Regions from separate parts of the Homo sapiens genome. Here all the other regions are linked to region 1. Evidence: chromatin loops called from intact Hi-C (ENCODE). Cell type or tissue: GM12878. All regions are shown on one strand.

What was found. Peaks named below come from ENCODE experiments on the same cell type or tissue, not always from the same donor. Only the 100,000 strongest peaks of a DNase experiment are listed, where the experiment ranks them.
Region 2: a loop joins it to region 1, with 2.1 times the contacts of the local background. A loop is called at or near these places in 1 of 110 quality-filtered maps.
Region 3: a loop joins it to region 1, with 4 times the contacts of the local background. A loop is called at or near these places in 1 of 110 quality-filtered maps.

What each region holds. Positions count from the first base shown.
Region 1 is chr5:161,308,477-161,316,476 of GRCh38, forward strand. All of the region lies in intron 9 of GABRB2 (gamma-aminobutyric acid type A receptor subunit beta2), which reads right to left. Among named protein-coding and RNA genes, the nearest start is that of GABRB2, 230 kb to the right of the region's middle. RefSeq lists an enhancer at 2,836-3,065. In GM12878, no CTCF peak of the experiment used is centred here; DNase peaks (open chromatin) are centred at 3,045 and 3,683; H3K27ac peaks cover 2,140 bases.
Region 2 is chr5:161,258,315-161,266,314 of GRCh38, forward strand. No RefSeq gene overlaps it. Among named protein-coding and RNA genes, the nearest start is that of GABRB2, 280 kb to the right of the region's middle. In GM12878, no CTCF peak of the experiment used is centred here; a DNase peak (open chromatin) is centred at 3,561.
Region 3 is chr5:161,369,927-161,377,926 of GRCh38, forward strand. All of the region lies in intron 5 of GABRB2 (gamma-aminobutyric acid type A receptor subunit beta2), which reads right to left. Among named protein-coding and RNA genes, the nearest start is that of GABRB2, 170 kb to the right of the region's middle. In GM12878, no CTCF peak of the experiment used is centred here; DNase peaks (open chromatin) are centred at 3,275 and 3,548; H3K27ac peaks cover 631 bases.

The DNA.
Region 1 (8,000 bases):
TATTCTTCTCAGAACTAGAAAAAACTATCCATATAGAACCAAATTCCTAAAGTACCAAAAAGGAGCCCAAATAGCCAAGGCAATCATAAGCAAAAAGGACAAAGCTGGAGGCATCACTCTACCCGACTTCAAATTATGCTGTAGGGCTACAGTAATCAAAACAGCATGGTACTGGTACAAGAACAGACACATATACCAATGGAGCAGAATAGAGGACCCAGAAATAAGACCACACATCTACAACTATCTGATCTTCTACAAACCTGACAAAAACAAGCAATGGGGAAAGGAATCCTATTCAATAAATGTTGCTAGGATAACTGGCTAGCCATATGCAGATGATTGAAACTGAACACCTTCCTTACACTATGTACAAAAATTAACTCAAGACAGATTAAAGACTTAAATGTAAAACCTAAAATGATAAAAACCCAGAAAACAACCTAGGCAATACAATTCAGGACATAGACACAGTCAAAGACTTCATGATGAAGACACCAAAAGCAGTAACAACAACAGAAAGATTGACAAATGAGGTGTGATTAAACTAAAGAGCTCCTGCACGGCAAACAAAACTATCAACAGAGTAAACAACTTACAGAATGAGAGAACATTTTTGCAAACAATGCATCTGGCAAGGGTTTAATATCCAGCATCTATAAGAAACTTAAGCAAATTTACAAGACAAAAATAAACAACTCTATCAAAAAGTGGACAAAGTACACGAACAGACACTTTTCAAAAGAAGACACACATATGGCCAATAATCATATGAAAAAAAGCTTTACATCACTGATTATTGGAGAAATGCAAATCAAAACCACAATGAGATACCATCTCACACCAGTCAGAATGGTTATTATTAAAAAGTCAAAAAACAACAAATGCTGATGAAGTTGTGGAGAAAAAGGGATGCTTATACACTGTTGAAAGGAGTGTAAATTAGTTCAACCATTGTGGGAGACAGTGTGGCGATTTCCCAGAGACCTAAAGACAGAAATATCACTTGACCCAGCAATCCTATTACTGGGTATATACCCAAATGAGTGTAATTTTTTATATTATAAAGACACATGCACATGCATGTTAATTGTAGCACTATTCACAATAGCAAAGACATGAAATCAACCTAAATGCCCATCAGTGATAGACTAAATTTTTTTTTTTTTTTTGAGATGGAGTCTCGCTCTGTTGCTCAGGCTGGAGTGCAGTGGCGTGATCTCGGCTCACTGCAAGCTCCGCCTCCCAGGTTCATGCCATTCTCCTGCCTCAGCCTCCTGAGTAGCTAGGACTACAGGCGCCCGCCACTATGCCCAACTAATTTTTTTGTATTTTTAGTAGAGACGGGGTTTCACCGTGTTAGCCAGGATGGTCTCGATCTCCTGACCTCGTGATCTGCCCATCTCGGCCTCCCAAAGTGCTGGGATTACAGGCTTGAGCCACCGCGCCTGGCCCTAAATTTTTTAAAAAAGTGGTACATATATACTCTGGAATACTATGCAGCTATAAAAAAGAAAAACGTTACATCCTTTGCAGGGACATGGATGGAGCTGGAGGCCATTATCCTTAGCAAACTAATGCAAGAACAGAAAATCAAATGCTACATGTTCTCATTTATAAGTGGTAGCTAAATAATGAGAACACATGGTCACATTGAGGGGAACAACACACACTAGGGCCTTCTAGAGGATGGAGGGTGGGAGAAGGGAGAGGATCAGGAAAAAACTAATGGGTACTAGGCTTAATACCTGAGTGATCAAATAATCTGTACAACAAACCCCCATGACACAAGCTTACCTATGAAACAAACCTGCACGTGTACCCCTGAACTTAAAATAGAAGTTAAAAAATAGAGAAATGAAAGGAAAGTTTTCTTGAAGCCTTTGTATAAAAATAAATCTCCATCTCTCTTAGATATGAATGGAGAAACATGAAGCCTTGTTGCTACTGGAAGCCACCTTATCTCAGAACAAGAAATCATTACCAAGATTTCTGGCTGGCTTGCTTGTTTCTCTCTCTCTCTTTCTTCCCATGCCTATGCATGATTTTTCATAGGCCAGATACATTAAAGATGAGTGGAAAATCAGAAAAGCCTCATTATCACAAACTCAAAATTGCAATCATTTCAGTTAAAATTCAACCTAGGACGATGGCATGGTTTCTTTCGTGTACACACACATGCACACGCACGCGCACGCGCGCACACACACACACACACACACAGATTTTTTAATATCTTTTTCAAAAAATAAAAAACTTCAAAGAAAGTTTAAAGTTATGCTACAGCATTTTTTTTTTTTTTTTGAGATGGAGTCTCGCTCTGTCGCCCAGGCTGGAGTGCAGTGGCGCAATCTCGGCTCACTGCAAGCTCCACCTCCCAAGTTCACGCCGTTCTCCTGCCTCAGCCTCCAGTAGCTGGGATTACAGGCGTCCACCACCACGCCCGGCTAATTTTTTGTATTTTTAGTAGAGACGGGGTTTCACCGTGTTAGCCAAGATGGTCTCGATCTCCTCACCTCGTGATCTGCCCGCCTCGGCCTCCCAAAGTGCTGGGATTACAGGTATGAGCCACCACGCCTGGCCGTTATCCTAAAGCAATTTTAACAAAAATGCCCTCATGTAAGTCCCCTAGGTTTTGTCTAACTGCTTTCATATCTTTGATCTCCTTGCCATCTACACCATTAGAATATATTTGACATACCAGGCATGGACTTCCTCATCTCATGGATAATAAAACTAAAGGTCCTGAGAAATATTTTTCCACAAAGTTGCAGAGCTTTTCAGAGACTTAGCTAGGCTGAGTAACCCTGGCTTCTTGAATTCAAATTGGATTCTATGGCTGCCAATAATAGAACTGAAGAAAGATATTTTAAAACAGCTTCACACGCAATCTGTGATTCAAATGTGCAACTCAGATAGAGAAATCTAGATTTATATTCCAGCTTTATTTAGTCCTAGTTCTACCACTAACTTGGTTATGTGACCCTGAGCAAGTCACTGAAATTTCTGGGTTTCAATTTCTGTACGTAAAAGTGAAAGAGTATCTTCAGGTAGGTTTCCTGTTCTTAAACCTGTGTTAGGCACTGCTAATTGACCAGCTGGTCTCAGACTCAACTACAGAATCCTCAGTGTAGTTCTCAAGGCAGCAACCAAGAGATATTCTGAGTTGGTACTTCAGGTATAACTCATTTACATTTCCTAGGATGGATCTTTGCTATTTAATTTAGTCCACAGATCAGCTGCTTTGGCATCTCTGGGAAGTTTTTTAAAAATGCAGAATCTCAAGCCTTACCCTAGACCTACTGAATAAGAATCTGCATTTTCATAAGATCCCTAGGTCATTTTTATGCATGTTAAAGATGAAGAAGCACGGGGCTAGATAATATCTTAGATCCCTTAAAGTTATAAAAGTCAATGACTATAGGATTTATAAAACAGGTGTTACAGGGAAGAATTTTCCAAGAACCTTGGTTACCTCTCCAAGTCTGCTAAATGGTCTTCATCTATTTGGTAAAGGGTAGAAGAGTTAATCAGTAATGTTTTGTGTGTGTGTGTGTGTGTGTGTGTGCTCCCCTTTCAGAATGCTAAATCAATCTCAACCAAGGTACTGACTAAACCCTCAGGGGAGTCTAAGATGTAGAGGGAACTATGAATTCACCTCACCCAGGGATGCCTTGTGCAGCTGCAGTCTGATGGCTTCTGTGCATTTGGCCAATTACACAGTGAATTACCCCAGTGAGTATTCGTCAAATGCACCATCCGCTCTCACTCCTCAACTCCCTTGTTAGAATTCTTGTTAATTTGACACAGCCTTGTCAAATATCTCTCTCTTTCATTCTAACACCAAATTACCCTTAGCTCTGAGATCTGAAGATGACGGCAGACAGTGAAAGTTGCTAACTTTATAAAACATAAGCTGCAAGTTGAGTTGGGAAATTAAGAAAATTATAAATTTAGAAAGGTAAGAAGGAAGGTCAACCCCAGCTGATAATCTGATGCTTTGCCAAAGAATAAAATCTCAGCTAGATTCTGGGTCAAATATTGAAAACTCTCAAAACAAAACAAAAAATACCTGGATTCAAATCCCAGGTTTGCCACTAACTAGCTGTGTGAATGAATACGTTACTTTTCTCTGGGCCTCAACTTTTTCACGTTAGTAAAATTAGAGCACATCAGTAAAACTGAGAATATATCACCTAGTGAACCAGCAAGATTTAAAGTTTTGTGAGCATCGAGTCGTTTTGGAAATTTGCCGAAATTTGTATTATTAGGCAAACAGAAATTCTGATTCAGCAAATCCAGGGATGAGGGACTTTACATTCTTAGATTGTTGATTCTGATGTTACAGTCTGAGAATGAACCTCTCTATAAAGTGCTGTTATGGGGCAGTGGACGATAAGAGATAACTCAACCAGAGCAGCTCCTGGCTTTATGTAAGCTCTTGGTAAACACTAGCTTCTGAAAGACATCATTAGCAGTCCAGATAGTGGAAGTGGCTTGCTCGATTTTACACTGTGGGTAGGAGAAGGGATAGAACCTTTTCTACTGCACCGGAATGGTTTCCTTTGTGCTAGCATTTCTCAGATCAGCTTTGTTGGAACAATGCCAGGGACTGAGGAAGGATGCAGGTCAAGCTGTTATGTCCTGTGAAGTCAAGGAATGAGAAGCAGTGCTGCAGAATGAGCCCGCGATACTGGAGGCCTGGAATAGAGTCTCGTGTTTGTTATATAACTGCTCTGTGACCTTAGACTAGTAACTCCCTCCTCTAGGTATCAGTCTTTTCATTTACAAAATGATAGAATCCTTTAAACCTCTTTCCAGGGTTAAATTACTGTAATTCTATGGTAGACACATACATTCTGGTTGGACTGAGCAGCTCTTTGCGCCCCTCCCCACTACGTTTTTTTCAGATGGAATGTACCTTTTACTGTGTGAATCTTTTCCTCAACATGCATCTGAAGAAAACACCTCCGTCCTCTGAAACTCAGCAGCATGTATTATCTGTACCATAGACTATTCATTCTGATTAATGATTCAAAAAACACCACCACCGAGACAGTGGACTGACTGCCGTTAGACTGAGAGAGCCAATGCTACTGAATTTAGAAATAGATCTTAGGAAAATGGGAAAAGTCAGAGTTCTGCCCTTGTGATCACTTTCCTGGTAGATATCAACTTCAAAGTTACCACCTTCCAAATGGCAGCTGCTGTTCCAAGCACTTCCCCTGTGCTTCTTCATGTGATCCTTAAGACATGTTTCCAGGGTGGGACTGTAAGCCCCATTTTACAAATGAGGGAACTGGTGCTCTGAGCGCTTTCCTATCCTCACATAGTGATTAAGGGACAGTCTTGGGGCTTGGATTCTGGGCTTTCTCCAATCTATAATCGAGTAGGTTTGATTATGTTCAGGACTGCCCGTGCTCTTAACTGTTGGCTTGGTCTCCAAGAGGATTAGTTTAATAAATATTTGCTGATCAACACATTGGTGATGTGCCTCCCAAACTTTGTGAGAAAAGTTTCGTGTTATACTGCAGCTGGCTGCATCAGGGTAGCAATGTGAAGCTGAAAGGCTCTCACGGGAATGCAGCCCATGTCTGTGGCTTCAGAGACCAACATTTTCCACTAAACAACTGAAGTCAACAATCCTGGATCACGGGCTAAGGAAATCTGAAATCCTCTGTCACATGTGAGGACTCACTATTACAGTGTGCTTTCAAGGTGGCAGCTGGGGTTAGCAGGCTTGCCCTCTCATGACTCATAGATGCTTAACCTGAACCCTCTTTAGGGAGCCACAGTAGGTACCCTCTGACTCAAGGCAGCATGCCTGCTTTAGTGCCCTTGAAACCGGTCCAACTTCCAGAAATTTTCTGCAGTAGAAGCTAGCAGAAGTGTTGAGAGGCAAAGAGACAGCTTGTTTATTGCTGAGGGAGATTTCAGGATTATGTCAGGTCCATTTTTGTTATGTCTCCCTAGGTGCCCTTTGCCAAAACTAAGTAAGCATCAAGTAATCCTGCAAACCTCTTCTCAGCAGAGGCCATAAAAAGTTCCTAATTTCTATAGGAGCACAAGACTTGCTGGAGGTATTGTACTTGTTTTATTTTGACAAAATAATTGAATATAATAATAAAATGGTAATAAAAAATTAATGCCAGCCCTTGATTCCCAAAGCTGTTCATGGAAAACAGTTTCTCTCTCTCTCTTTCTCTCTCCCCCCTCTTTCTGCCATCTCCCTTCCTTCCTCCCTTTGTTCTTTCCCTCCCTCCTTCCTTCCTTCCTTTTCTTTCAATAAATAGTCCATAATCTTTCCAGAATTTTCCCAGTGAGAACTACTTTCATGATACCAGAATTTCCTAGGATCTGCTATCGATATATTGACTGATAAAAAAGGAAAGAACGAAATAAATTAAATGTTAATAATATATGTAAGTCTCATACTAACTTTGGGGGGCTTTAAAAAGGTAATCTTTGTCTTAAGATTGAAAACTATGGCACATTTTTCCTTAAAGGCTATGTTAATAATCCACTAGAGGTGGATTTGGCTTCTGGTAGTGATCTAGTAATATGGTAGAAGTATGTTAGTATTGTTGTGTTTCAAATTCTAGAATAAAAATTGAGCATAAAAATAGGCAAAATATTACTGCATGCTTTGAAAAAACCACATGGCATTACATATAAACTTTTAAGTGATTTATTATATTTGGTTTAGTGCTGAGCTAGGTATTCTGACAGAATAAATATGTTTACAAAATTTAACTTATTGATTGTGATTCTTATGCTTGGAAGAAACCCAATTGAAAGAAAATTAGTCATAGTTAAGTCTTTCACTCTTTGCAGGGCAGGAGATGTCCAGGTTCACTGAATCAGGTGCGATTTAGAGAGAAACTGACTGCATTAATAAAATACATGGCAGGAAGATTCAAGGGCTTTGGTCCTGGGAGCATGTTTCATCAATGACTTCCTAGGTGTCTTTTTTCATTTTCTCATCTATAAAATGGGGATTATATCTACCTTCTGTATATCTAGTGATTATTGAGATAAATGAAAATGATATCAGGACCCATTATTATTATAATCTAATGTGCCTGACTGCTTGGTTATTTATTACTTTACAACTTAGAAAATATATAATTTGCATTCTAATTTATCCAGTGTAAGAAGCATCTTTTTATGGATTTTTAAATTATTATTTGTTATAGATACATAGTAATTATACATATTTATGGTGTACATGTGATATCTTGGTACATACAATGTGTAATTATCAAGTCAGAGAAATCAACCACCTCAAACATGTATCATTTCCTTGTGTCAAGAACATTTTAGGTCTTCTTGCTATTTTGAAATATACGATAAATCTTTATAGATGCATCATTTTTAGGACAGAAATCACATCCGAAGCACATTAAATTGTTGCTAACACGAGGAATTATTTTATAATATTTCTTTCCATAGACATTTTTCATATTTCCAAAGGGAAACTTGTTAAAGCGAATAGGTTTTAAATAACAGTAAGATGTATACTCTTTGTAAGTGTATATAAATTGTACATTAATTACCACTCATTTGTAGTAGAAATAAATGAAAGTAGGTTTAACTGAAAGGAGGTAATGAGACTGATGAAATGCAGACAAGGAAACAATGAGTATCTTAGAGCTATGTAATTTTGAGGTTACTGGATGAGATCTTGATGATCACATCCTTATTTTTTGACAGAGGTTGACATTTCTGATATCACATATATGGCTCCTCAGAGTTGAGACCTGAAGCCTGAGACTCCTGAACCTCAGTCTGCTGCAGTGAGGTAGATAATTAATTTGTCTTCGTGAAGACCCATATCTGCAGAGCCATGAGCAACACTGCTATAGGTACATCCAAGATTGGAAAAAAAAAATATTAGAGGTGACTTTGTCTAAATGTGTCACTGGAATCTTGACTCTCTGGTGATAGCATTGCAAGAAAGGCGGTCAGCATGGGTTTGCCTACACCCAAGGCAGGGCAGT
Region 2 (8,000 bases), 50 kb before region 1:
ATGCTGGGAGAGTAAGAGGGGCAGCAAAGTATGAGAAAAATCACAGGTAGGAAAAGAAAGCATGAGAGGACATAGTGTGAAGGCATGGCTGTCAGTAGTGTAGCCTGTGTACAAATCTCTGTTCTTTACCATATGATTTGTGACCTTGAACAAGTTTCTGAACCTCCTTGGACCTCTGTTTGCTCATTTAAAATGTGGATAATAATAGTACTGACTTCCCTCAGTGGTCATCAGTGGAGGATGAGATGATGTAGGTAAGTTCTCAAGACTGGGCACTTAGTAAGTGCTTAGTAAATATTAGCTAAAACTATTAGAGATGGAAAGATCTAGACCATTTCCTGTATGTAAATTGGTGAGTATGCTTAGATGTGTAAAGAGAAGGCATGCTTCCCTGTGCCTGTTTGTGACTGTCCTACTTTGCCTGACAGTGGCTCTTTTTTTGGGAGTGACATTTTAAATCAGTCCCCTCTGGTTTCTGGATAATGATGCTGCCTAATATAAAGGTTATCTCTCAGGATCACATCACTGTCCTGTGGCAGGTGGTGGCAATGGGTTAGATTAGATGTCAGCAATAGCTTAACTCCAGAAGATGCTAAGAAAATCAGTGATGCATAGCTTAACCTAAGCAGTAGTTCAACGTACCACACTTTTCTCCAACTCCCCGTGGTCTTCTCTCTCTGACTTTAGTTTTCTTTATTTTCTCCCCCCGTCCCCCTTCCCCTTTTCTCCTTTGAATTTGTCCCTGAGGGATGTGACTGTATTTTGAATCCAAACATGTATTATAGAAACACAGAAACAGATAAAAATTCTGCTTGGAGTTGAGACTGTGAGACAGTAAAGCAGATATTAAGGGTTATCAGAAGAGCAATATATCTCCAAATGTCAAATCTCTAAGAGTAAAGATCGGAGAAAGGAACCCACTGCCTTACAAACAAAAGATTTTGTGTGTACAATTTGAATGTCCTCACTTCTCCAACACTGTGTCATTTTTTAAGTCGACGAACACAATCTGAGTTCCCATCCTCCACAGCTGCAGGAAATCTGTCAGTTTCTCTCCTTTACCCTTGCAAGTCATTGTGGAAATCCTCTGGGAATGGCAACATATTGTGAAGATTCATTCTAGTTGCTTCTTGCTTTCTCTTACTCTCTTTACTATTCCTCTGATTATCTTTTCCTCCTATGGACACCCTTCCAGCCTACTTCACCCCACACGTGAACCAAACGTACGTCATCCCCCCCACCAACCATGGCTGACACCAGGTGATGGTGCTTAACCAAGCTGAACTAAAGGCTTAAGTGTAACATATAGAAATTTAAATGCAGAAATAGTACACTTCCACCTCTAGAACTGGCTATCAAATACCACTGTCCCCAGGGACCATGATTTCAGCTATTCTTGGGGGATCCCGAGGACTATCGTCCCTTCTTTCTCCTCTGCCCTGACCTACCACACTTTTGCAGATATGTATGTACTGCCCTCTTCTGACCCTTGCCCCTGCCAAGGCTTCCCTGTGGACACAGGAATCAAAATTAAAAATCAAAGTAATCCGTGTGGAGTCATACTCTGCCACTGATGAAGACAAGACGTTCAGCTCCCCATATCTGTACCCCTTCATTCCAGTATAGGCACTCAGCTTGACTTTGCAAAACTGAGATGTTTTCAGTGGCATATTTTTCCCAAAACAAGAGAAATGTGACTCTTAACATCAAGTTTAAGACTCTATGAAATCACAGAAAGTACTTAATAAAACTTGGCATTTAATTTCTCTACTTAAGGCTTCATTCTAAGATCCATTTCTTAGGTTGGGCTCAAGGTCAATGTCACTGGCATTCCTTCCTGGTCCAGACTCAGCCTGTGAGAAGCTTTTTCCAAATCTATGGCAGTGATAGTGGGCAGCATTCAGACCAGGACTGAAGAGATCTTTCTATCCCTTTCAGAACAAAACTTGGGAGTCTCAGATTTATTTTCCTGAAAAATAGTGTAATACCACATCTTTGTCCCTTTCTTTTTGGGAGAGAATTATTCATCCATAATAAGAAATTATTAGTATATTTTAGATAAGCACTTCAATTACCCTTTCTTGACATTCATTAGTTTCTTCATAAGGATTTGAGGAAAAAATAGAGAGATCTGAAGAGGCTAGCACTTCAGCTTTCCCACATATGTACCATGAGCTAAATGTCACTGTGCCATTCATGTAGATGCCATTCAACTTATTTTTATCTGTTGTCTCTTACACAAAGGGTTTCAAATGTTTTACAATGAGAAAGATAAGAAGTAAGAGGAAGGTGTTTGACAAATTGGGAGGAGTTATTGCTGGGGAAACAGAATAAAAATGGCAAAGCAATTTACAAAGAGGGAGAGAAAACTGAACTGTAAATAATGAGCAAGTTTGGAATGCTTTCCTAATGTGAACTTTGTTTGTATAATATTTAGGGGATAGAAAGAGGAAAATATCCAAAAATGTAAGACAAAATACTTGCAATAACTATGTGGTTTAGGTAGGCTTGAAGGTGATCAGAATATAACACCACAAAATAAAATAAAGAGTAGAAGGTGCCATGAGAAAGGTAATAGGAGGCTGAGGAGTGAAGATGGCTTGAGCCTAAGAGTTTGAGATCAGCCTGGTCGACATATTGAGACCTTGTCTCAACTAAAAATCAGAAAAAAATTAGCTGTGTGTGGTGGCATGCACCTGCAGTCTCCCTGCTTAGAAGATTGAGATGGGAAGATTGCTTGAGCCCAGGAGGTCAAGGTTGCAGTGAGCAGTGATTGCACCACTGCTTTCCAGGCTGGGCGGTGGAGTGATAACCTGTCTCAACATAAATAAATAAATAAATAAATAAATAAATAAATAAATAAATAAATGTAATAATTTAGTAGAAATAAAAATATGTTTGTAAAAGTGACTTTATTAAAGAATAGAGTTGGTGAAAAGGTAGTGAAAGGTTTGTGTGGGTGAGGAGTGGAGTCCCCACTTTGTCCTTTTGGATGGAAATTTATCTGGGACACACAAAATGGCACCAAAGTCAGGCCATGTGTAACAAGCAAATGCAAAAACAAAGAATTTCTGTTGTTTACTAAGCCAAGACTCAATAAAGGAGGAGCTGTGAGCAGAAACATAGAAGATAAAATCCTAAAGGTAAGACAATCAATTCTGGAGATTGGAGGTATAAAACCCACAAAGCCCACTCAGTAGGCAGAGAGGCTGCCCTTTCCGAAGGCCTTAACCACTGTACTGTTCTGCCGGTCAATCTGTAACCCGTGAAAGTTAAGGGAAGCAGAGTAGGAGGAGGATACTATTGAATCGATCTCTCTGTGGCTTTGTTTGCCTAGAAAGTGCAGTATTATATTGTAATGGAAGTGTATCGGGTACAACTTTGCTGGATGCCAGACACTGTGCTGGGTTCTTTTCATTCATCATCTCTAACCTCTACCTCCACTCTGCATGCATTTTACAAATGAAGACTGAAATACAGATTCATATATGGTAGTGACTGGTGAAGCTGGGAACAATTAGGGCATTGTTGGAGGACTCAGTTAACAATTCTAATTAATAATAAACCAGGAACTTCTTTTATGAAACTGGGGTTTGGTCACAGGGCTTATCTTCTTCACCTTACAGAATATGCTGTGGAAGGTGCAGGAGTGTGGAAGTCCGAAGGCTCCAGTATATTTCTGTTTCTGTCACATATGACTTATGTGGTTTTAGAGGTTGTTTAACCTTTCCATGCCTCCTTATTCTTATCTATAAAATGAGTTTTGCTTCTATAGAATGGTATGGCAGTCAAATTTTACAGTGGCTGTGAAAGCCCTTTGGCAATGATTGCCAGTTCTGTGAGTAGTTATTTTGAATGACGGTGCCCTGATTTGGCCACGAGTATATTCTTGTTCTTCTTCTGTTCTAATGAATCTTCAGTTACTATCCATTTGTTTTAATCAAGATGAAGAAATAGGAAATTCTCAATCTAATAATAGCAAGAAATAGAAACTGACTTATGGTAAGTTACTAAAATGAGGTGTATTCTAAGAGTCCTGGATATTTTGTAAAACTTGATAAGTAGAGCCCCATACTTCATAAGGACAACTGCCAAGAACTCAAGCAATTTCTTTCCACTTCCTTTTTTCTTTTGACATTGGTATCTTGTAGACATTGGTTTAATCTTTTTCTTTTTAAGATCAGCTTCCCTGCCCATTTACCTACGTGCATATGGCCATTTCTTGCGACAATGGAAACCCCTGTAGTCTACATGATCCTTCATTTTGTCAGCCTTGCATCAGATTCTGTGTTTCAATTCTAAATTCCTAAAGGAGAGCATGTGAAAGGCTCAGGCTAGTTCAGGTATATGCCTCTGTCTTCAACCAGAGAGAGAGGTTCTGGGGCTGAGATTAAGTTCATCTTTTCTAGGCTACAATAGGACATTTGTTACAAGAGAGAAGTGGGGCTGAGGAAGAGGGCATTGGAAGAGGGTGTTATCATCTCTTCTCTAGGTGGGCACATTATATGTCTTACAATAAACCCAAAATGTTTTACATGTAGTATCTTTCTACATTAAAATGATCCTTTGATATACCAGAAATAAAGAGTAAGAAAAGATAAGTCACTTTTCCCAATATTAGTCAGGCATACTTGGATATAATTATGTCACTGAGAAGAGACCTAATGTCATTACAGGCCACGATAAGACATTTAGGATAATACACATTATCCTTTTACTGTACAGCACATGCACTCTCTGTGCTTTACAAATATACCCTACCAGGTAACTTTCATAGCTATAACCTTCTCTGATGCTGAAAATATTCCTTTAGGGTTACTGGAACCCCATAGACAGTGAATTGAAAAGGCAGAAATGCAGTTTTACTATTTCTTTGGACACCTGTAGAGAAATCATTGTCCTGGGTTTGATTTAATCAGCCAAGAGTGTTAAACTCTAAATATTTAAAATAGATAAGTGAATGATTCTTTAAGGATCATAAAGTTTCTTTGCATCCCTTGGCAAATGCATTATTTAAAACAGGACAATCACTCCAGTGTTTAAAAGTTGAGTTCTGCTCCAGGACATGGGCTTCTTGCCAGGAATGAGCAAAGTGCAATAACTTAGAAAAGGCTAATAACTGTGAAATGTTATTACATTATTTGGACACTGCTCTGAGAGAGACTAATAGCAGTGACTTTAATGTGTGAACTGCTGGGCTACAGAAGCAAACAGAACTGGTTTTCTGTCCATCAATAATTCCAAGGGATAACAGACCTTATTCAATTGTCCTGTGTGCAAGCCTCATCAGAATCTGCAGGCTTTTGGATTGCCCCAAAACACTGCCACAGGCTCTTTCCCATCTCCCCACTTTCCTTGGCTGAAGCACTGATTCTTTTTATGCTTGAAAAAGTTGAGACTGATGGAATTAGTTTTTGAATTGCTTAGAGAAGAAAAGTGTGGGACACTTTTGAAAAAGAAAGGTAAGGTGAGAAACAGCCATAGTGTGTCATAATAGCCACCTTTTGGGCAAAAATTCAACCCCATTCTCTCTGTCAGTTGCTGGAAGTGCCTCTCTGAATAACTTTATCTGGGCCAGGAGAAAAAGCTGAGCAATCTGGACTCATTACATTCTCTTCTCAGAGTTTGGAATTCATTTTTCAAAGAATTTAAAAGCTTCTTTCGAGTGAAAGAGAAAAGAATGAGTCAGACGTATACAACAAAAAGTAAAGAAGTGAGTTTACAAGTTTCCATAGAAAGAGAGAGTAAGAGTGGTCGCCGTGCTGGCTGATGGCTTTCCCTCTGCTGATTCATTGTAAAGCATCTCCTGCCTTTGGTTTCTGGGAGATAATTCTGAAATCTTAACTAAAACAATAAATACTAAAGTATTCATATGTGAGGTAGTAGGAACAGGTTTCTGTTACTTGTAACCAAAGGAGCTTTGAGATAATTGACAGCAAGTTGATAAGTCAATGAGAATGGAGAAAGGATGAGATAATAAGGAGATTAATTGAAGAGCCCTTTTACAAAGTTTCAAGACTTTGGTACTTATATTTATTTTGTTTGGGATTTTAAGCTTGTTTTTGAAGGACAAGTCTTACAAATTCCTCTTTTAGAAAATAGAAAATTGAGCAAAATAATTCTTTGCATTTTATTTTACTTATATAAAGCTAGTCAAGATATTAATTTGGGGGAACAAAATAATGAAGCCAGCTTACAAATTCTCAAAATGAATACTTGATTAAAGCAAACCTCTTCCTTGACAATCAAACTCAAAATGAGAGAAACTCTCTCAAAACAGAGCCCACGCTCTTCACCACAGAAACCATGGCCCAAAGAAATTATTTATTTTACATAATAGTGTGGCCACTTTTAATGATTATGGGTGTAACTGGTCATTTTCTTTAATAAGTATGAAGAGATAAGAATGACAAATCCACTATGTATAAGAGAAAAGACTGAATCAAGAGAACACATTGAAACAGAGGTATTGAAGATGGAGCCATTGCTCCTAAGACAAAAATAGAAGGAATGTTGATGGCTGCTGTCATTTCTCATTCAGAATCAGACAATTCTCAGTTGGGGGTGATAAAGAGCCAACAGCTTCTCAGTACCAAAACTGAGGAGAGATGTGATTGGGCAATACTATCATTTCTAGGGGGAGCAGCTAATAAGAATGTAAAAGATGAAAAAAACACATTTATTTGATATAGAATTGAACTATGTTATTAATGGAAAAAATCAATATTTGTCTTCATGACAGGTGACGAGTAAAGGGAACCAGCCGGACTAAGGCTGAGTGTTGAGAAATCTGATCTGTAATAGTGGGAATTACATTCACCCATGTTAATACAAACTTCCTACCATATCGAAGAAACAGATAAGACCATCATGAACATCCTGCTTATGCCTGAAGCAGTTGTTATGCTTCAGAAGACAGAAGCAATAGCCAAAAGGAAAACCTCCTAAGGAGAGAAGTTGGGTTACCAGCTGCATGAGGCAGTAAAAGTGGGATGATGAACTGCAAAAGACAATTACAGTTAAGAAAGTTGCGGTAATGGCATTCTGAGATTTTCTTATCCCATAAGTTGTGTATCTATGTTGTAGTCTAGGTGAAATAAAGTGACAGGGAAAGGTGTGGTTCAATAAATACCATTTCCTTTAAATTAGTAATTCTTGAATTTTAATGCGCCCATAAATTACTTTGGAATCTGGACAAAATGCAGATTATGATTCAACAGATCTGGGAAACGGCCCCAAATTCTGTTCCCAGGTGATTCCAGTACTTCAGGTTTGGGGACCACACTTTGAAAAGCAATTCTTTCCACTCTGTGGAGAAGTGACTGGCAGGATGTCATTGTCGACAGGGATGTTTTGAGGCAGAATCATCTTTGTTTACTCTCAGTACTAAGACTTTTTTTTTTTTTTTTTTTTTTTTTTTTTTTGAGACGGAGTCTCGCTCTGTCGCCCAGGCTGGAGTTCAGTGGTGCAATCTCGGCTCACTGCAAGCTCCACCTCCTGGGTTCATGCCATTCTCCTGCCTCAGCCTCCCCAGTAGCTGGGACTACAGGCACCCACCACCATGCCCTGCTAATTTTTCTTTTTTTGTATTTTTAGTAGAGATGGGGTTTCACTGTGTCCACAGGATGGTCTCGATCTCCTGACCTCGTGATCCACCCGCCTCAGCCTCCCAAAGTGCTGGGATTACAGGTGTCAGCCACTGTGCCTGGCCCTCAGTGCTAAGACTTCTATAGCTTGGGAGACAAAGAGAAGAGCCAGGTGCTGGTGAATGTAAGACTTAATTTAAGGTTGCCTTAAGACTCAAATTACTAAATTCTGAAATAAAAGAGGAAACATTACTATCATGCTTACAAAATAAAATGTATCCTAAGATAATGTAATGAATAGTTGTATGCCAACAGAGTACATAATCTAGATAAAGTGGAAAGATTTCTAGAAAAACTCAACCTATCAAAACTGACTCCAGAAGAAACAGATATTTTGGGTAGACTTATAAAAAG
Region 3 (8,000 bases), 61 kb after region 1:
TTTCAAAATAAATTAAATTGTCTCTGCTTGCCAGGCTCCTCCTTTCAACCTGCTGAAGACCAACTCATGACCAGAATCTCTGGGTAAGATCTAAGTTATCATCTCAGTGATGGCTAAAGTTCAGTATGATGAAACTTTCAGCAGGGCTAAAAATCTTAAGACCAAATTATGAAGAAGAAAAACACAAGGTAAGACTTAGTTCAGTGTTGCATGGCATTGGGATATGACCTTGTCAAGAAGATATTTCCTTTTCAAAAATGAAATAGCAAAAAAGTCTAGATTACTTACAGGAAAACAAAGATAGACTTGCTAAAAAGGAGGACTATAGTGAGTTAAAGCAAGTATCATTTGGTGTCCTGTGCTTTTGTTAAGCAGTAGGTAAGCTTAGCTCAGTCTACCCATCACAGTGATGATAAATCTGAATTTAACTCCAGTTTTGAGAGGCTAGCTTCTGCAGAAGTAGAGTTGAAAATAATTCTAGGAGAACTACGTGACTTGGGATGGCCTATGTGGGAAGAGAAAAGTGAACAGATCTACCGCCTCCATTTGTTAAAATGTGCCAGGGGCTTTGTGGCCAAACTCTGTAGATCTGTCATTTCACCTAGAGAAAACTGCTCTGTGACTTCCTATGGGCTCTGGATCATCCAAAAAATCTTCTCTCCTTCTTCTCTCCCAGCATTCAATTAGGACTTTTGGCAAGACTGGGTACTCAGTGTCTTCCAGCAAGAGACTGAAATCTTCTGCAGCTTGTAAATAAACTTAACAATTTAATAGTCTAGATACTTCAGAAATCCTCCTGCCATGTAGGTGGCAATAAAACCTGAAGTCAACAGGCAGAGGCCACCTTTATTACTCACCGGAAAATTTAACATGGAAGAGTACCCAAGTGGCCATTAAAAATGTCCTCTTAATTATAGGTTGGTGGAAAGAGCCATCCATGTGAACAAGTAACCCCAGACTTTACGTTTTGGAAAAGTCAGCAACGACTTTGCTATAAATTTCCCAGAGAGCAAGAAATAATGTTCCTAACCTGTTTTTCAAAAAATCATGTAGCAGTATGTTAGTATTATTTAAGAGTTCTAAGGTTAGAATAATTCCTACACTTTTTCTCACTTCTTCCTCCTCTTAGCTCTGACAGCTGGTCAGACTGGGCACTAAGAGAGTGTTAAGACATATTCTTGCCTCCAACCCCCTCTCTGACAAGAATCAATCTCCAGAATATAACAGGGTGGATTACAAGGCTGTTATTACAAGACAATACTTTGTTTCTGACCCATGATCTGGGCAGAAACTCTCTTGAAAATATACTTTTAGAAAGACCTCAAAGTTAAAAGACAGGAAAAATAATGACTAATTGTTTAAATATATATTTAAGCCATAAAGAACTGTCCTATAATAATAATCTACATGTATGTATATCTGTATGCATGCATCTGTCTATTTTAGGCCATTTCTAAAATATGTATCTAAGGAGAAGATACAATTCAATCTCTTTTAATAGCCTTCAGTGCATCTTTGCACCAGAAATGAAAAAGCTTATTGGTTTGAATTTCTATGAAAAGAAAGTGCTGATGGGATGATACAGCATAGCACCCCAATCAGCCTATGCAACAGAGCCTTATTCTAGAGCTGGTTGTCAGGAACAAGGGCAAGATCAGGTAATACATTTTCTATGAGATATTGAAAGGAGATAAATTTTAAATTTAATGCTAAAAGTCTGAGGATAAAGAGGGGGTAAAGTCCTGATACTAGAACCAAGGGAAAGCCAACTATATGGCTCATAAAAATGTTGGGGTTTTTTTTTATTGTTTTTGAGACAGGGTCTCACTCTGTAGCCCAGGCTGGAGTGCATTGGGGCAATCACAGCTCACTGCAGCCACGACCTCCCAAGCTCTAGCGATCCTCCCTCCTCAACCTCCTGAGTAGCTAGAATCACAGGTGTGCACCACTATGCGTGGCTATTTTTATTTTTATTTTTATTTTTGTAGAGACAGGGTCTCCTTATGTTGCCCAGACTGATCTTGAACTCCTGGGCTCAAGTAATCCTCCCCTCTCAACCTCCCAAACTGTTGGGATTACAGGCATGTGTCACTGCACCTGTCCATAAAAATGTTTTATAATGAGATAAATTCTATGATTACCTAGTCGATTAAATCCTTTTTCATTTGTTTTACTTGGAATTGGTAAACAGGCCAAATCAGATCTGCAGATGTGTTGCTCTGGACCACCCACAGTATTTTATTTTTTAAAAAATTACTTGCCAAAATTTTCAGGTCCTCATTTTATATAATTGAACTTGCAACTTCTCTTTGAAAAATTAGGAAGTGTGGACCCACTGGGGCTGCATCCCTGAAAAGGATGCCCCTGCATGGCCAGGATCATCTGCAGCTGATGGTGCCTGCCCTCTTTAGGAGGAAGAATGTGCTCTTTTACTTATGCCTAGTCCCCATCACCCCCTTTTGTTGTATACATGGTTAGGCTTACTTTTTTTCTTAACTCCCTAATCGCAATAGGTGTTTGACATGATAGCTCCTATTTGGGGCTGTTTCTAAAATGTGGCTGTAAGTCTGGGAAACTTACTCATTTACATCTTCCCTAAAACCCAGGATAACTTAGCATCCACTGAGGTATGTCTCCCCCTTTTCTTATACTGTTCTGCCCTCAAAGGGAAGCATTCATGTCCCTGTCTTCCCCTATCAGTATTATTTAGATAATATTAACAATAATAAAAGCAGTTAGTATTTACTCAATGCTTACTCTGTTCCAGACACTGTTCTAGGCATGCTACAGAATTCATTCATTCATTTAAAATTCACATCAATTCCAGCTGGGTATTGTAATTCCCTTTTTTACAGATAAAGCAATTAAAGGACCAGTTATGAAAGCAGGGGCAGAGTCAGGCTGTGTACCGAGCAGTGTGACTTCAGAGCCTGCATTCCTCTCTGCTATGCTGCATGCACTAAGCTCTCCTGCATTAAAATCATGGGAACAGTGTGTCTCCATTCAGGGAATAAGTAGCTCCCAGCATGTTTAGGAAGAAAGCACTAACATAGGACATTTATTTATAGAAAAATTCAACACAGTGAAGTGCTATGAGTATCAAGTATTCCAAAGCAACACACTTGCTATTGTATATATTGATGCTTATTTTTTTTTCCACTTAGAAATTCCTAACCGTATGCAAATGTGTGTTACATAAAGACATCCCTTGGGCATCCAAGTGCAGTCAACATGGGTAAATAGTCATTAAAAGAAAACCAAAAGACCCAAGCAAAAGTCCCTTCTCATCTCATACACAAGATATATTAGTCACAGACATGCAAGTTCTGCCTTTCTGGTCTTACTGTCCCCACACATTCCCACTGATTCTGTGACTTGCAGAAGCATTTCAAACAGACAATGTATTTCAAGGGAATCAAATTCAGTACACTCATAAAATTAAGAAGAAGACTAAACAATATATAATATGCCCAACAGCACTGGTATTATCAGTTCCAGAACCATGCTCTTTTGGGGCTCATATCTGAGGAGAACCTCATCTAAAAAAAACCCACCTCCCACATATTGTTCCACTGATCAAACCCATTTTATCAGCCACTGTGTACCAACCCTTTCTACTTTCACTTTGCAACATTTTTCTCACTGTCTCTTGATAACAGGCCTTTTTTTGGAATAGATTCCTAAGTGTCAGAAGTATTGAGGACTGTTCTAAACAAAGAAGATGGGAAACTAAAGTATTTTGATTCTTTCTCAGTTATTATATATTCCCAGCTCTAGCCTCTGTGCATGCCAGGTCTTTGCTGCCTCTGAGTTTATTCTACAGCTTTTCCTCCTTTATGGTCCAACTCATCAGTAAGCAACTTCCAGCCTTTTCAGAGCACAGCAAAGTCTTTATTCTCTAAACCACAGTGCTTCAAGTCTACGCCACTCCCTTGAGTTCCTTCTTTACCATCTCCTTCACGTTGTTGTCTCCAGTTCAGTCTTCTCGTCTTCTTTATTTTATTTTATTTTATTTTATTAATTTTATTTTTGTTGAGACTGAGTTTTGCTCGTGTTGCCCAGGCTGGAGTGCAGTGGCACGATCTCGGCTCACTGCAATCTCTGCCTCCTGGGTTAAAGCAATTGTCCTGCCTCAGCTTTCCTGAGTAGCTAGGATTACAGGCATGTGCCACCATGCCCTGCTAATTTTGTATTTCTAGTAGAGACGGGGTTTCTCCATGTTGGTCAGGCTGGTCTCGAACTCCTGATCTCAGATGATCCGTTGGCCTCGGCCTCCCAAAGTGCTGGGATTACAGGCATGAGCCACCACGCCTGGCCCCAGTCTTCTCTTTTGAGCTCTATCCTATTGAATCCAAGTGCCTTCTTGATATTTCATCTAGCATCACCTCAAACTTAACATGCTCAAAATGGAAATCTTGATTCCTAGGACAGACTATTAATAGTTCCTCACATAATGGTCCCTACTTGTAAATGAAACATCCTTTCAATTATTCATCCATAACTCCTCAGTTCTCTCAAGCTGTTCATTGAACCCATCAGCATACTGCATTGGCACTGTCTTCTAAATATACCTAAGATCCAATCATTTCTTACAAACTCCACCCTGTCAAAGCTATCAGATCTGGAGGCAATTAGCAAAAGCCTTCAAACTGGTTACTGTAGAGTCTTTGCATTTAATTTAGTTTCTTCCTAGGCATGCTGTTTACTCAATAAACACATGACTCAATACCTAACTTCCTTCTGTTCTCTGTTCAAATCCTACCTTATTGGATTGACCTTTCATGATCACTGTATATTGCTTAGCAGTTTTTTCCTCATTACTCTGTTTCCCTACATGGTCTTACTGATCTTCATGGGTACACATAACTATACACCACATTATATATTTATTAGTTTGTTATCTGCTTCCTCTATTACAGTATTATCTCCTTAAGCCCAATAATTTTTTTAATTGCTTATATTCAGCTTATTGCTGAGGACAGGGCTCATGGTGCGTAGTAGACATCCAATAAAGATTTGCTGAATAGATAAATAAATAAATATTCCTGCTAGACAAAAAGTCATTTTTTGCATGTTTTACTATTGCTAACCATGTATAGTTCAGCGTGAGAGACAAAATGATATTTAGAAACTGATTATTTGCTTTTCACATACTTCATTTTTCAGGAAGCTATTTGTGTGCATGAGCTGAGTCCTAGTCGTCTTCCAGGGCTCAGACACTAACATACATCACAGCCCACAGTAAGCATTCAATGACTATTTACCAAATGAATGACTTGAAAGCACCAAGGGGAAAGAGAGCAAGTTTAAATCTTCATGATACAGGTTACAAAGAATTGGCCAGGGGACTAAATCTTATAACAGTGAGTGTCGCTTAAATATAATTTCATATAAAAATTTAGGTGTCTAGTTTCCCTTGAAAAATCAGAAGATCTAGCAACAGCGGGTTGGTGTTCCCTTCAAGGAGTAATCAGGGGAGTGGAAGAATGGCTCATTGTTTCAGAAATGGTATGTGACTGTGATACTGTCTCTGCATTTCCTACTTCTCTCATGGATGTTGCTCCCCAGAGCCTTATGGTGGTTTGTCTTTGTGATTCTTCCTTTGCACAAATAACAATCCACCTCATCCCATAATTAAATAGCTTCTGAATGAACAACATTATAGCAAGAGTAAGAACGAGGCTTTTGGAGTCAAACAGGCTTTGTTTTCAGCACCAGCACTATCTTTCTAGCTGTGGGATTAGAATAACTATTACTTCAGTTCTGTAAACCTCCATTTTCTCATACTTAAGACAGGGGAAACACAATAACATCATACGGTTTAAATGAGATAATGCTTTTAAATAGCCCAGCATTTAAAAATACTCAATGGGTGTTAGCTATGATGTCAATAATGATGAAGAAGATGATGATTATTATAATGACTAGGATGATGATTCTTGACCAACCAGGATAAAAAAGTACTACTATCTCTGGCTAATCATTAGAAAATGTAATCATTGCTTTAGGTTCTGTCATTAACCTTAGCCTTCTGTTGCTTATTCTATTTAATCCATAGTCAAGATGAAACATCTCCTTGGATAAAAATGTGCATCTTGATCCTTTTAAAAATTATTTATTCCATAATACCCTCAGGATTTAGCCACATAGTCTAAAATCTATTAAGTAAAAAAAATTTAAATGGTTCTGCATTCATCACTGAAATAATCAAATCTAAAATCTGAAATCATGCATTGGGGATCACAAAGGCACAGCCTCATCCATCTTTTAAGCAGAAATAGAAAAATAAAAGGGGAAGTGGGAACTCCTCTCTTAAAGACATGTGATGGGTTGATGGACAGATAACTAATTAAACTTAGTTTATGCGAGCAATGGAGCTGACTTTCTATACATGAAAATGTTTGAATTAGAATCAACCATGGTGTCAAGAGAATTCTAGGATACAGAGGAATTTGAACTTTATAAGACCTGACCAAATGCATAGATAGCAAGGTCCATCAGAGGTAAAGTGGAAAATGAAGCCCACATGTGAAAAGACGAGAAAAAAATGCCTTTTTCCTAAGTTGAGGAAAGATAATAAAAAAAGATATTCAAGAGATATTGAGGGAGTGAGGTTGCAGAAACTCTAAAACTTTTGGTTTCATGTGCTGTTCATGTAAGGATATTTATGTGCTGCTGGATTTTGTAGGAAATTAGCTAATAGGTTAATTGAATATAAATTTATAACTAAATATATCTTATCTGCAGTAAAACATAATAATCCCAGCCCAACATTAACCAATACACTGAATGTTCATAAAAAACAATATAAACTGCCATATACCCTAATTCCTGCAATGCATTTTAATTACTGCTGTAATTATGGTAAATTCCACTGCAGGTGCAAGGCAAATGGGCCATGTGATAGAAGTAGGGAGAAAATAAATATGTACCCTGCATTTTAAAATGTTTGAAAAGGTAGCTTGGGTATATATAACAAAAAGAATTTATATAGAAACATCAAAAATGAGCAGGGAGGAAAAGAAGAAAAAAACAAAGAAGAAGGAATAAAAAGTAGGAATGGAACCTAGGGCAGCTAGGACAGGTTATTAATATAACCATGTAATAATATTCAAAGCTTTATCTAAATTAAGAAAAACTATTTTAACTATTTCTGCTCTGTATATGAAATAAAGCATTTAAAAAATTTAAGTCATAATTGGCAAGCTTTAAATAAGTTTTGGTAAATGATCTTTTAAAAATATATATGGGCATAAACATCACTTAATGAGTTTTGAGTGTCTGTAGAATCACTGTGTTTGCAGGCTGACACTCATGTGGAATCAGCTTTTGTAGCCCAGCAGCATTTTGTAAAACCCTAATGAAGGAACAGGGCCTCTGTATCTTGAATCTGCCTCCCTAAAGGTAATCATCATCCCTTATCTTCAGGAATTAGTCATAAGTCTTTGAAGTAAGCTTTTCATTTTTATAGAGAATGTTTACTGATGGAGAAATATAACACATGATGCTGTTACTGAGAGATTAAACCTGTATTACTGAGAAAAGAGTATCCTCAGCAATAAATGTAATTAAAAATCATTCTACCTGAAAAGATTTTTTCTCTATTTAGTGACTTGAAGGTTTTATAAAAAGAAAACAAAACAAAGTTTCTAATGCCTGCTGAACAGAAATGATTAAGAATTGTTTTAGATTGCAACTTCTTTGATGGCAGGGGTTACTTTAAACTGGAAAGCAATTTACAAAATATTCCAGAGTAAGTGTTCAATATATTATTAAATTACTTGTTTTCACCAACTTATGTGTGGCATAGGATCCTAGAGATTTCAACATTTATTTTTCCCCTTAAAAATAGCCCTTTATTAAATTTATAAACCAGTAATTTGGTACGTGAATCTAATTTCCTATAAAAAACACACAGTGTCTACATTTGCAGATCAACTTATAAATATTTTATATATGTTTAATTTGTGTAAAATATTTATGTAATACATATTTGTATG